2 separate regions of the Homo sapiens genome follow, and region 1 is linked to region 2. Evidence: chromatin loops called from intact Hi-C (ENCODE). Cell type or tissue: PC-3. All regions are shown on one strand. Links, peaks and the distances in the headings refer to the core of each region. The heading gives the core; the rest is flanking DNA.

Region 1 (5,000 bases), core at 1-5,000, 1.7 Mb after region 2:
CAATGCTAGGCTGGCTGGACCCCTAGCAGTGGCAGTCATGAAATTTTGCATCATTTGGCCCCACATGCCATATGCTGATGTTTCATCAGCTTCTGGTACTGTTTCTAGAATTGTGAATGTGGCCACCAAACCCAGCAGCTGGTGTATCTGACCAGCCCCGTGTAGAACTAGCTCTGTTCCTGGTTCAATCCCACAATCCAGTCCCAGGTCAGCACCAACTCCCTCCTCTGCCCACCTGCTCTAGACCATCTTGACCTTCCCTTTCAAGAAGGCGCCCAAAGGTACCACTCTGCAGATTTCAGACTTGTACCTAGTAGTCTGGGACTCCCACAAGGCGAAGTTCCCCCTCATACCCGTGTTTCCTCCATAAAGTAGCAAGTGAGAAAGCCCCAGGATTAACAATGTCATACAAACCTCGGTAGCACTGCCCTCTAGGGGCCCGAGTGAGCCCCCTTCTCCCACAGAGGTCCTGACACCAGGGCTCTTGTGCGTAGGAAGTCCGTCCTCTGCCCAGAGGTGGAGTGGCTTTATCCTTGTTGCAGACTGTGCCCTAAGCCCAGTTCTGGCTATCAGTTCTCATCAGTGTCAGGAGATAGGAAGTCCTGTTCTCTCCCAGGCTGATGCTCTCAGGCCAGCATGGTCACAGGGCTGGGGCATGGGCCTGACCCGGTCCTCTGGTCCTCGCAGTTCGCTCTCCCTCTTCCTACAGGGCCTGCACCCCTGACTGTGTGTCTGAGTCCGTAAGTCTAGGCCCCTGTTCTGGTTTCCATTGCTGAGGTCCTGCCTGCCCAGTGCCCCATCCCCTGTCATTCTGGCCCTGCTCTGCCTGTTCCTGCCTGACTACCAGAGCCCTGAGCATGGTGTTGGAACTCAGGTCAGGGCTGCAGTCTGGCTATGTGCAGCTCTGGGCCACATGATGCTGCCTGCAATATGTTAAAATGTCACCTGCCCTAGACCGTCTATGGCTGCATTCCAGCCACCTTTTGTAGCCCACCATTCCTTAACCCTGGACCCTTAATTTCTAAGTGTCCTTGGACTATAATGAGAAACATCCTACTTCGTTGTCAGATGGACCCCTTCTCTCTCAGTCAATCCCCACCTCTCCCCCCGCCCCCAAGCTGGCCCAAGCTCTGCCCTGTGGCCTGCCTTGCTGTAAGTTCCAGCTAAACTGTATTGGATGCTGACCTAGGATGAAAATACCTGTCCTCACATTAATTCTCACATTACCCCAATGGGGCAATCAGTGCAAAATTTAAGTTCTCCAGCTCTTTCCACTTTTAGTAGTGTATTTTATTTTTAACATGAAGCAGGTATTAGAAAAGGAGATACTTCACTTAACCTTCTGAGGAGGGTCCAGGCTTGACCTAAGGGCCATTCCTCAGTAGTCCCAAATCCCTCAGTTTTGGAGGGCCCACTGAAAGAGCAGTCAGTTTATTTCATCATCATGGCCGGGGGAGCACTTTACACATTTCATGTGGAAATGCCATGTGCGGTCATCTCAGAAAGGCCTCGGCTTACCGTTAGCGTTATCGTTTCTACCACTGAACACTCAGCACCCTCAGAGGGTTAGATGGGATTACTGGGCAGAAGAGATAAGCCCTGCTCCCAGTGGGAAGGCTCATGTGTTAGTATATTTACTGCTTTGTCCAAAACTCCTGGGCTTCTTCCACTGCTGCCTGGCTGGGATTGTTCAGCCCACAGCTAGAGACTTGGTGATGACCCCAACGGAGGCCTGTGTGAGTGCGCACCGACACAGAACAGCTCTGCTTCCAAAGGTGGGTCTTAAAGGCCTGAAACTTGATGTGAGTGGAGGACTCGTAAGCCCCCTGCTAAGGACTGGCTCTCTTGTCTGATACTTTCCCACTTTCCTTCTCCAGTCATGGTGGTTTCTGCCCATCCCTCTGATCTGCCTCCCTTTTTTCTGAATTATCTGTCTGCTGTCACACGTCCGGAAAGAGAGCAGCTCTCCTGTGAGCATGCATTGTGATGATGGGGCAGTAGGTTGAAAGGCCTGTGAGTCACCTCCCTACCCTGGCCTCAGTTTCTTCATCTGTAAAATGAAGAATGCTGGACCAGACATACTTTAAGGTCTCTTTCAAGTAGGAGTTCTTCGCTGTTTTTGGGCCATGGATCCTTCTCAGAATAATGTTTTAAAAAGCATTAAATAAAATATAAAAAGTGACAAAGGAAGCCAGCTAAGCAGAAATGCTGTTCCACCTCTGTGGATCCCAGGTGCAGAGCCAGCGCTCTGCTTTAATATGAGGTAATGAGGTCATGCTCTGAGATTCTCACAGTAACCTAGAGCAGCAGGGAGTTAAGATGCAAGGCTTGCATACCCGAAGCAACTAGCTGTGTGATTCTGGGGCGGTTACTCCGTTTTCTTGCACCTGTTTCCTCAATTAAAAAATGGAAACAATACCCCTAATCTCACAGAGTCAGAGGGGATTCTCAGAGTCAGCACTCCATTAATGAAGGCCGCCCTCCTCCCAGTTTATAGAAAGAAAACTTAGTTGGAGAAAGTTTCAGTGTCTTGCTTACAGCCATTTAGTGGTTAGGAACAAAAAACCAGGCTTGCAGCCCATGTATTCTTAACTCTTAATCTAGGGCTCTGTCCCTATCCCAAGGGCTGAAGCGCAGCTCTCCTGGATCCTTCCGGGAGAGGAATGTCACTCCTGGCCTCCCACACGGCCCTCTTCTTGTGATCTGCAGCGCCACCTGGTGGAGATTTGCTGTTTCTTCCTTAGCCCCCTGCATTGGCTCCAACTTCTCAATAAACAGCATTCACAGTTCGCATTTTATAAGATGTAGGAGGGACATAATGGGAGATCAGCAAAGACAGCTGGAGTGAGAGACGGTATTGGCCTCGGTCTCTGATCAGAAACGCAGCCAATCAGGCCAACATGAGGAGGGTCGCAGTGTGGGTAATGGCTGCACTCCTAATACCACTTCTTGTACATTGGAACTTTGGAATTCCTAAGTAACAGTGTGATTTAGTCACAACTGAAGGACTACTGAGCCTTTACTATAAATGATAGTTCAAGTTTCACTGAGTTTGAGATGCCTTACAGCAGGTTAGGTGGTCTGCACTCCCAAATCCTTGTTCCTTTCACCTGCTCCCCTCCAATAAAGGGCCACAACTGCCCCCTATCAAAAGAGCCAACGAGAATCATGGCATTGGTGGAATCACCCAAAAAGTGGACCAACATGGTCTTAGTATTCTCATCTGTGTCTATATATACTGTCGAAATCCTCTAGAATGTCACTTGTGTTTATGTACTTTACTTTCATCATGCATAGCCCATAGCAACATCCCTTTTTCCTATATTGAAGACATTCAGCCTGAGCACTGAAGTTCATCTTGCAATCAATGCCACTCAAATTTCTAGTGCTTTTCATCTCTGAACTCTTTAACTGTGGAAATAGACATGATTTATTCTGGAAACCTTGACTCTATTCTCGTGATCTCCTCTGCAAACTGTTAAATGTTTTTCATACTGATGGGGTCACGAAGTCCTACAACGACATCACTATGAATTCTGCCTTAGCACCCAAATTTTTCCATCATGATTTAGATTCTATCATTATCTCTCCTTTTCTGGCATCTTTTACATCTCTGCGTCACAAACATTTTACAATTGTTTCCAGAGCACAGGGAGAAATGGGGAAGAGTTCGCAGAAAGAATAGGGTCATTCCAATGGCCATGATATAGTTCGCTGCATTTCTTTGAAGAAAAGTGCTGCCCATTTCTAACATTTCTAAATTACTTCAATGCCATTGGAGCTAGCTAGCTTTCTAAAGCAGAGTTCTTGGTATTCTATGCCTTTCCTCAAAAATGACTCCTTGGACTTATAGCATTCTATCTTTCCAGTCTCACTTTCTTCCTTTCCCTTTTACTCACCGTCTGCCTCTGCCCTACTAGACTACTTGCTACTCACCTTCATGCTTCTTCACCTTTGCCTTTGCAGCTTCCTGAGCCTAGTATACCTTTTCCAACATGACTGTTGGTTGAAATTCTACACAACACAGTTTAGATGACATCCACTCTAGTTAGAATTAATCACTTCTTTCTTCTCTTTTACAATTTTTTTTTTCATTTTTTGCTTTTCTATCTACATTTATTTAATTCTGCCTTAAGTTAAAGTTAGTTTTTTATATCTTTCCCCTCTATGTTGCAAACTCCTCAAGGGACAGGACCGTATTATCTTTCTAGATCCCCCCATTCCAGTGTCTAAGTACTCGAGAACATTCTCTATAATGCCACCTGGGATAAGACTTCAGAGACTCAACATGTTTTGCTGAGTCTCTAAAGGAACTCAAGTAGCAAGAAGAAACCGGTAAGAAGCCTTGGGACTGTCAGGGTAAGAAGTCACTAGGTAGGTGTGTGTTACTCACATGTAAATGGTGTCAGGTTCCAGGCATCGTATGATCAGAGAGATGGTGGTGAGCTGCTTGTCCGGCACCTGAGATGGCATTGCACAAGGAGACTTTGCTCCAGAGATGATGTCGTCCACAAAGCTCAGCACTGTTTCTGCCCAGAGGAGAAGGAATGGAAAAAGCATGAGAAACAATGACGGCCAAGCAATGAGGAGATGGAGTCAACTCAATGAGAACTTAACATGACAATGATTTGGTCCTCAATCTCTAGAGTAGAGAAGGAGACTTAGAAGGAATGGCCTTTTCTATTTCATATTTAACCACTCAGAGCTGTCTAGAGTTAGTTCAGACACAACTAGGGCAAGGGATACACATCACACCTGAGAGCTTCTTTTTTTTTTTTTTTTTTTGAGACAGAGTCTAGCTCTGTCACCCAGGCTAGAGTGCAGTGGCGCGATCTTGTCTCACTGCAACCTCCGCCTCCTGGGTTCAAGCAATTCCCCTGCCTCAGCCTCCCAAGTAGCTGAGATTACAGGCACATGCCGGGGTTTCACCATGTTGGTCAGGATGGTCTCGAAATCCTGACCTCGTGATCCGCCCAGCTCGGCCTCCCAAAGTGCTGGGA
Region 2 (8,280 bases), core at 1,252-6,251:
GTGAGATGAGAATGCACATGCGAAGAAGATCGCTAAACTTAGAGCTGAGATATAAATGTAAGAATCTTTATTGCAGGAACAGAGCTTGATGAAGCTTGTGATTGATATGGGCCCTTATTGCCTTTTATGAGCAGAAAAAGAAAGCTTGTAAAAGGATGAAAAATATGATAGGGAAACAGGAGATACATAAGCAAAATAATTAAAGCAGTTTTCCAGATGGGATGTAATGAAGGACTGAATTTTACATGTGTCTCCAGAAGGGCTCTGGAAGTTCAGGAGTGTTTGTGTGTAGGTGTGTGTGTGTGTGTGTGTTAGGAGGGTGCATGGGAAGACCAATAAAGAGAATCTTCTTTAGAAGTGGCCTTGAGCTAGGCTTTGAAGGGATGGTTGGGATTTGGACAGATGAGGGCAGAGAGAAATCTCCTGGAAGGTGGGCTGGTCCACAGTGGAGGGTGTGTGGTGGAGATGGTGGGATGCAAGACTGTGCATAGGGCACAACCAACCTACAGGCCTGCAAGGCATGGAAGAGGAATTCACCTCCACGTGGTATGAAGTAGACTGTTAGGCCTGAGATGATGAAAATGGACGTCTAAACTCCAGAGGGGCTGGCAGGCAAGAAGCCAGAGAGAAGGCTGTTTTGTTAACACAGACCCAGGATGAGAGAAGGCCGAGGGTGGCTGTCATGGGAGCAGAGACATAGGGGTGTATGTGAGTGACCTGCAGAGGGAGGGCTTGAGAAGAGGTATGAAGGGATTTCCAAACATGGCTCCAGGTTCCAGGTCTGGGTGGTGTGGAGAAGGGTGGACCCAAGGCAGAGTGGGTAGAGTGGAGAGTGGTGCTCTTGTGTGTGGTGTGGTCAGGGACTTGGGGAGAGTTGTTATGTTTGGATATTTGATCTGACTGTGGAGCTTCCAAGTGAAAATGCTATGAGAACTGTTGGAGAAACAGGCCTGAAGTTGGGGTACAGGCCAGGAAAGACAGCTTGTTCCCATGTGTCATGTTCCCATTTGGGCTGTTTTGAGAGAGCGGTGACTACCTGTGACATGACTGGCTGCATCTTTGGCATTTTCATGCCTAGAGATCTTCCTGCTGGGTCCTCTTTTGATCATCTCCTCGGTGGCTAACCCTGGGCTCTCGCCTCCGTCTCTTCTCTCCTGCAGGGGATGCTCTTACTTACCACAATGGATGGAAGTTTACAACTTTTGACAGAGACAATGATATCGCACTCAGCAACTGTGCCCTGACACATCATGGTGGCTGGTGGTATAAGAACTGCCACTTGGCCAACCCTAATGGCAGATATGGGGAGACCAAGCACAGTGAGGTAGGTGACAGGTGAATGTCTTTTCTGTCCCAGGGTATGTCCATATTCAGCTTCCAAATGGACACCCTCCAGGCCAGTCTGGCAGCCCCTCTCCTTCTGAAGCTTCCAGTCAAAGCAGTAGAGCTTCTCCTCCAGGCTCCATGGCCTTGAGGTCGTGGCCTCCCTTCCTGATGGCCATGGCCCTGCTTGTTTTGCATTCCCAGAGCTGCACACTTGCCTAGGGGAAGGTGCGGGAAAAGCTTGGGCTGCCCACTGCCATGTAATGACAGATGATGTGCTCTGCACGCTGTCTCATTTTACTAGTTCACACACTGTCAGCTCTAGCTGCTGTAACAAAATAACACAGACCAGGTGGCTCAAACAACAGACATTTATTTCTCACAGTTCTGGAGGCTGGGAAGTCCAAGATCAGACTGCTGGCAGATTTGGTTCTTGGTGGTGGACCTTGCTGGCTTGTGGCTGTGCGTCCTCACATGGCGGACAGAAAGGAGCTCTGATCTCTTCTTCATATAGGGGCATATGTCCCATCATGAGGGCTCCACCTCATGGTCTCATGTAAACCTAATTACCTTCCAGAGGCCCCCTCTACATACCATCATGTTGGTGGGGGGTGGTTAGGGCTTTACTACATGAATTTTGAAGAGACACAAACATTCAGTTTATAACAAACACTGCCTACTTTCTAGTTGTTCTCCTAGTTGAACAAGAGCTATTTCTTTAGGCTGAGCATGGTGGTTCATGCCTGTAATCCCAGCACTCTGGGAGGCTGAGGTGAGCTGATTGCTCGTGCCCAGGAATTTGAGACCAGCCTGGGTAACATCGTGAAACCCTGTCTCTACAAAAGATACAAAAATTAGCTGGGCATTATGGCGTGCACTTGTAGTCCCTGCCTCTAGGGAAGCTGAGGCAGGAAGATCACTTGAGCCTGGGAGGTTGAGACTGCAGTGAGCCATGATCAAGCCACTGCACTCCAGCCTGGGTGGCAGAGCAAGACCCTGTCTCAAAAAAAAAAAAAAAAAAAAAAAGCTGTCTCAAGTCCTTTGATCACCAGGAAAACAGTCTTTTGTGCCTTAGGTCAGACCTACTCTTGGATCCACTTCACCCAAAACCTTCCCAGAACATTGAGCTAGACCAGTCTCTCCACATTGGGAGTGTGCGCCCAGGGCCCAGGGGTCCAGGAGGGCTCCTCTTCCCACATTGCCCTGAAACTGTCCCACCCGCTATTTCTCAAGCCTCCTCTGCCCCAGTGCATCATCCTGACTCTTTGACAGCTGCGGGGCACTTCCCACCTGCTCCCTCACAGTTTCTTGAAAATTGCATCTTTGTCTCTGCTCGTCATTAATCCTCTCCCCTCCACAAACGCTGAGTCCCCATCCTAGGTTTCTAATTTCCCATCTGCAGCCCTGATCCTAAGCCTCCAGGAAGCCACCTCTTCAGAACTCACCTTGTACCAATATTACTGTAAATATTAGCACATCCGAAGTCCAGGTACATTTTGATTACTTTGGCCCTGACCAGTCTTCGGGACTCCCAATCTTTATGTGATTTTTCAAAGGGAAGAAGAAATTTGCCCCCAGGGAAGCTGGGGAGGGTGGGCCCATGAATCATGGTGGCAGCGTGTGGGCTGACTCAGGGAAGCCAGGGATAGGAGATCAAATATTGGAAACGAGCAGCCAGGATGCCCTGAACCATCCCATATTTGCTAATAAAAGACATTCATCTGTTTAATGCGCTTTTCACAGTCTGCAAGGCATTTAGCTTCTTGTTTATTATTTACCTCACAAATTAAAATACATAAAATTGGTCACTTGGGCTTTTTATTGGCCAGGTTGCAGGGTTATTAAGTGAATTAAATATTATTGCGCTCACCAGTCAAAAGAAATAAAATGAAATTTAGTTTTCAGCAGGCTATTTGTTACCCCAGAGCTAATATCTAAACAGTCTAAATTGAAAATGATTTTACACAACTGGCCAATTAATATGTTTATTTTTGCCTTTAATTTTTTGGAAAGGAAAAGAGTGAAGGAAAGATAATTTGCCCATTGCCGGCCCGGTTGACCCCTGTGTTGTCTCTGTGGCTGCTCTGGCCTCACCCAGCTCCCGGGCTCACACCCCCTTGCTCCCACCATAGAGACCGCCAGCTTCCAAATCGTCCAAGTCCTCTCAGCCCGTCTAACCCCAGCTGCCCAGCAGAGGGCGCGTGTGTCCGGATCCTGCCCTCCCCTCCCTTCTCATCACCCCGTCTCTTTCTCTCTCCTGAGCAGAGAGGGAGTGGTTTCACTGGTAATTAATTAATTAATTAATTCCTTTGTACCATAACCCACCCTGCCCTCCTCCTAAGAGCCTCTTCTTGATGTGGCTTTTTTTTTTTTTTTGGTAGGGGGTGAACTGGGAGCCTTGGAAAGGACATGAATTCTCCATTCCTTACGTGGAGTTGAAAATCCGCCCTCATGGCTACAGCAGGGAGCCTGTCCTGGGCAGAAAGAAGCGGACGCTGAGAGGAAGGCTGCGAACGTTCTGATGGCCCGTGTGAGCAGTCCTCGCAGGAGACACCACCAGCTGTGGCAGCTTGGGGCGGGGTGGGTAGTGGTCACTGCGGTCTGGGAGTGCTCAGATAGCCCGCAGAACAAATCATGTCACCAAGCTTCAAGCCATGGAGGTTCCTTCCCTCTCACCTGCATTTTTGCCCGTCTTTATGAGGGTCTTGAAAATCAAAATAGTAGTTGCACAGTATGTGTAGGAAAGACAGTACTGGAACGGCAAGGTTTCTCAGCTTATCTTCAGCAACATATATACTGGATTAGGGCAAGAGAAGGAATCACCCAGCACTTCACCAGTTGGAAATCTCTGGAAATTTACATCTATGTATTTAAAGTTCTGCTAATGCAAATCTTTTCTCTGGAAAGAAGCACAGAGGAGGAGTTCTGATGACCCAGGGGTTAGGGCTGAGACAACCGGACGTTTGTCACCTCCTTTCCCATTGGGTTTTTAGGAAAACAGTGTGAACCTCCCCCTTTTAATTTCTGGTGTTATGAGGAAGAATAAAGGGGATAAAAGGGGCTAAGATGGACTCATGTTTAGCTAAGTTCTGACTTGTATCCAGCATGCTGGAGACCAAAGCTGCCGCCTTACTGCTATTTTTAAGTGCCCTCTTTTCAGTCATTTGCATAATTGCGTCCATAGAGCTGCATATGTTGTGAATAAATTCTCACTCATTTCAACTTTGAATAATTTGACTGTCTTGATAATTGGTTCCTCCCAAAGACTCTTCTGCAACTCCCATTCATGCCCACCAGGCCTCAGACTCCCTCTTTTCCCCGCCCTGCACTATTGGAGCCCTGGGTTTTGTGGGAGTGCTCAGCACCGTGAGTCTTACTGTTTGATCGGACAGTTAGCAAGATCAGATCCTTTTTGCTTATTTTCTATCACTTTGGAGGGTTTTCTGTAGCAAAATCAGTGACCAATGAAGTAACTTAAATTCCTATTGAAGAAAAAAAATAATAAACCACTTGATTTAAAAAAAAATTGCCATGTGTTATTTTCCTCCACGTAAGTGCACTTGAATTCTAAATTTAACCTACATGCAAGTGAAGGTACAATTCGTGCATTGTAATGGAATTTGGTTGGCTGTGGACTCTGATTTGCATGATGGGAAATAATGGTATTTAGAATGCAGAAGTGAGTGAATGGGAAGTAAGGCGAATGCTCCAAAAGCTGCCGTACCCCTCCAGGACGAGGGTGTAGTCTATTGCCTAGATGTCTCCAGGTTTTAACCTCTGGGTGAATGTCAAACCATACCCCTGAAACCGTTTCTGTCAACCTTTAAAGTCTTCAGCATCCCCCTCTGGTGCCTTCCTTCCCCAGACACACACATTGAGCAATGCCATGGTAACTGCTCGCTCTGATAATGAGTGGTCTCAGTGAAATACAGTTTTAGTGTTGATGCTGACGATGAAAAAATGTGCTTGCATGTTATTAATTGATTCAACAAGAGTTTGTTGTTTGCTTTGTATCAAGCAGTGTGCTGGGCACTGGGGAAACAAAGGTGAGCAAGATAGACACTATCCTTGTATTGATGGAGCTTGTGTGCTGTCATTCATTCATTCGTTTACATTCACTCATTCAACGAATAGAGATGAAGCCCTATTATGTGCCAAGTTCCATTCTAAGCATTGGTGTTAATCAAGGACATAACATCATATTCCTGTCCTTGTGCTAATATTCTCATGGTGGAGGCTGACATTAAGCAACAAATAAATGTGTGGTTACAAGAAGTGGGAAATGCCGTGGAAGAAAAGGTAGGATGAGAAGATGAAGGTGTTGCATGGTGTTGGACTATGAAGCCTCTCTGAGGAGGAGATGTTTACAGAAATTGACCAAATTTCTCCTAGTCTTGATCTAACTTTATCAGGGCCTGAGCCTGAGCTAATTTCTTTGTCTGCCTTTTTTTTTTTTTTTGAATGGGGTCTCTCTCTGTCTTGCAGGCTGCTGTATATTCACATGATCAAGGCTCACTGCAGACTTGAACTCCAGCCTTGAACTCCTGGGCTCCAGCAATCCTTCCGCCTCAGCCTCCTGAGTAGCTGGGACTACAGGCACATGCTACTGTGCCCAGCTAATTTTTTACTTTTTTGTAGAGATGGAGTCTTGCTATCTTACCCAGGCTGGTCTCATCTGTCTTAAAGGTCTGTCTGCACAACTTCCCAGTTCCAAGTCTTCTCCTCAAATTCTCTTCTTTTAAAAACATTTTTGTAGTTTTTTAATTGTTTTATTTAATAGAAATGGAGTCTTATTGTCACCCAGGCTGTGTGAGGAAAACAGTGTAAATCTCTCCCTTTTAATTTCTGGTGTTGTGAGGAAGAATATAGGGAATAAAAAAAGGCGAGTGCAATGTGTGACCACAGCTCATTGTAGCCTTGAATTCCTGGACTCAGCAATCCTCCCGTCTCAGCCTCCTGAGTAGCTGGGACTGCAGGCGAGTGCCACCATGCCCAACTATACATCTATATCTATATCTTTATCTATATCTATATCATCTATATCTATATCTGTATCTATATGTATATCATCTATATCTATATCTATGTCTATATCTATAGATATATAGCAGGCTCTTGCTATATTGCTCAGGCTGGTCTTGAACTCCTGGCTTCAAATGATCCTCCAGCCTTGACTCGGGAAGTAGATGGGACTACGGGTGCTAGCCGCCGCACCTGGCTGGAATTCCCTTCTGCTGCTCCGTGACCCCGTTTGCATGTGGGGTACTCAGCTTCGTAATTATGAAGCTTTGGGCTCATCACAGTGATCCAGGGTTTTTAGAAAAGTGCCTCCTTTGCAAAATGGATTAAATCCCAGAAATTGACTTCGAGCCAAGGATGGTGATTGTTGGCAATGCTTCTCAACTTTGAACATGCTTGTTAACACAGAGATCACGGGGTCCCTTCCCCAGACGCTCTAGTTAAGTAGGTCTGGGCCGAGGGCTGCTGCTGGAGTGGTGTCCACTCTGAGTAGCTGTGGTGTGGGGGAGCCGCCGGTGGTCTTTTTGCTCTGGAGGAGCCTGTGATGGTAGCAAATTACAAAACACACACCCCTGTGTTCATTGACCCCAGGGTTTCTCCACCACTGGGCAAGAGGAGGACTTTTGGGAAACAGGAGCTATTTCTTACATTATTTTGCCTGTAGGACCCATGGTGCACAAAGGAGCGGGTGAAGAAAACCTCAGCTGACCCTTCAAAGGTTCTACTGGGGACCAGGAAGGAAGTTGAGAGAAACTCATTTTCAAAGGGCCTCTGTCTGACTGAGGAAAACATTCCAACTTGAAACTTCCATGCCTAACCTCATTTTAACGTGACCAGTGCTCACAACTTCCAATCTGGTAGCTGAATATGGGCCCGTGGAATGGGTTTCTGGATAGACCTGCTTTTTAGAGAGAGTCAATTTTCTTAGAACCAGGTTATGAGCCATCAAGGTTTTGAAGCTTACAGGGACGATTTCTACCCTTTAGAACAAACTAAAGCAAACAAAAGCTCTCATAGAAGGCACAGGCTGCAAGCCAGGCACTAGGGTAGATGCAAAGACAGAAGTCTTGGTAAAGTTTCCAAAGTGTTGCCTTTTATGCAGGACATGAGCAAGACAGTGATAAACAGAACACAAATGTGGCCTTCCAGCAGCTCTTGGAGTGGTGGCAGAGGCAGCCATGGAAACAAACTGGGGAGAGTGAGTCCACAGGGAGGTGGACTGAACACTGTGGGCAGAGTCAGGGTGACTCATCCTGCCAGGGGTGCCAAGGGAGAGAGCTTCACGGGGATGTGATGTCGGCTTTAAGTCTGGAAGGATGAGTTCTGGGGGGAGAAAAAAGAGGCCCAAGAGGGGTGGGGCCCATCGGGTACAGGAGACTTGGCAGCAAGGAAGAGAAAGTGTGGAGTGTGGCATGTCTGAGGGGGGCAAAGTGGTTTCTTACTGGGGTGAGGAGAGCTTGGTGGGGAGCCAGGCTGGTGAGATGAGTGGGGATTCTTCCTTTGCCAGGCCAGTACTGAGGTTCTCAGCGCTCACTACCTGTCGGCGGCGGCAGGGGGCCTCCATGGGTACAGAAGCTCCACTCCCCTCAACGGGCTCTGCTCCAGTGGGTATCAGGTGAGTTCTGTGCACCTGAGCTTCCTAAAGTGCCCCCAAGGATTCCAACATAGACCACGCTTGAGAGCCACTGCTCAGATGAAAGCATGTGGAAAGTGGGGAACACACAGGTTTTTAAACCTGAGAGTGACAAGGTCAGATGTATATTTCGGAAATATCAGTCTGGTGATAGGATAGACAACAGGGCTGGGGGTGTTGAGGGAAGTTTTGGAGGAAGGATAGGGACTCACAGGCAAGTTGAGTGCTATTGTGATAGTTCAGGCAAGCGGTCATAACTTCCTTGGCCTGTGGCAGAAATGGTGGAGAAGGGGAGGAGGGTCTAG

Evidence for each region. Peaks named below come from ENCODE experiments on the same cell type or tissue, not always from the same donor. Only the 100,000 strongest peaks of a DNase experiment are listed, where the experiment ranks them.
Region 1: a loop joins it to region 2, with 27 times the contacts of the local background. A loop is called at or near these places in 10 of 110 quality-filtered maps.

The regions. Positions count from the first base shown.
Region 1 is chr1:176,878,466-176,883,465 of GRCh38, forward strand. ASTN1 (astrotactin 1) reads right to left here. Exons shown (of 23, transcript NM_004319.3): 20 at 4,394-4,529. Among named protein-coding and RNA genes, the nearest start is that of MIR488, 150 kb to the right of the region's middle. RefSeq lists an enhancer at 1,516-1,660 and a cis regulatory region at 1,580-1,597. In PC-3, for the core only: CTCF peaks have their summits at 421 (motif pointing left), 2,729 (motif pointing left) and 2,930; a DNase peak (open chromatin) is centred at 2,696.
Region 2 is chr1:175,143,227-175,151,506 of GRCh38, forward strand. It overlaps TNN (tenascin N), which reads left to right. Exons shown (of 19, transcript NM_022093.2): 18 at 1,161-1,324; 19 at 3,705-4,849. The coding sequence ends at 3,845. Among named protein-coding and RNA genes, the nearest start is that of KIAA0040, 45 kb to the right of the region's middle. In PC-3, for the core only: a CTCF peak has its summit at 3,502 (motif pointing right); a DNase peak (open chromatin) is centred at 2,895; H3K4me3 peaks cover 995 bases; H3K27ac peaks cover 949 bases.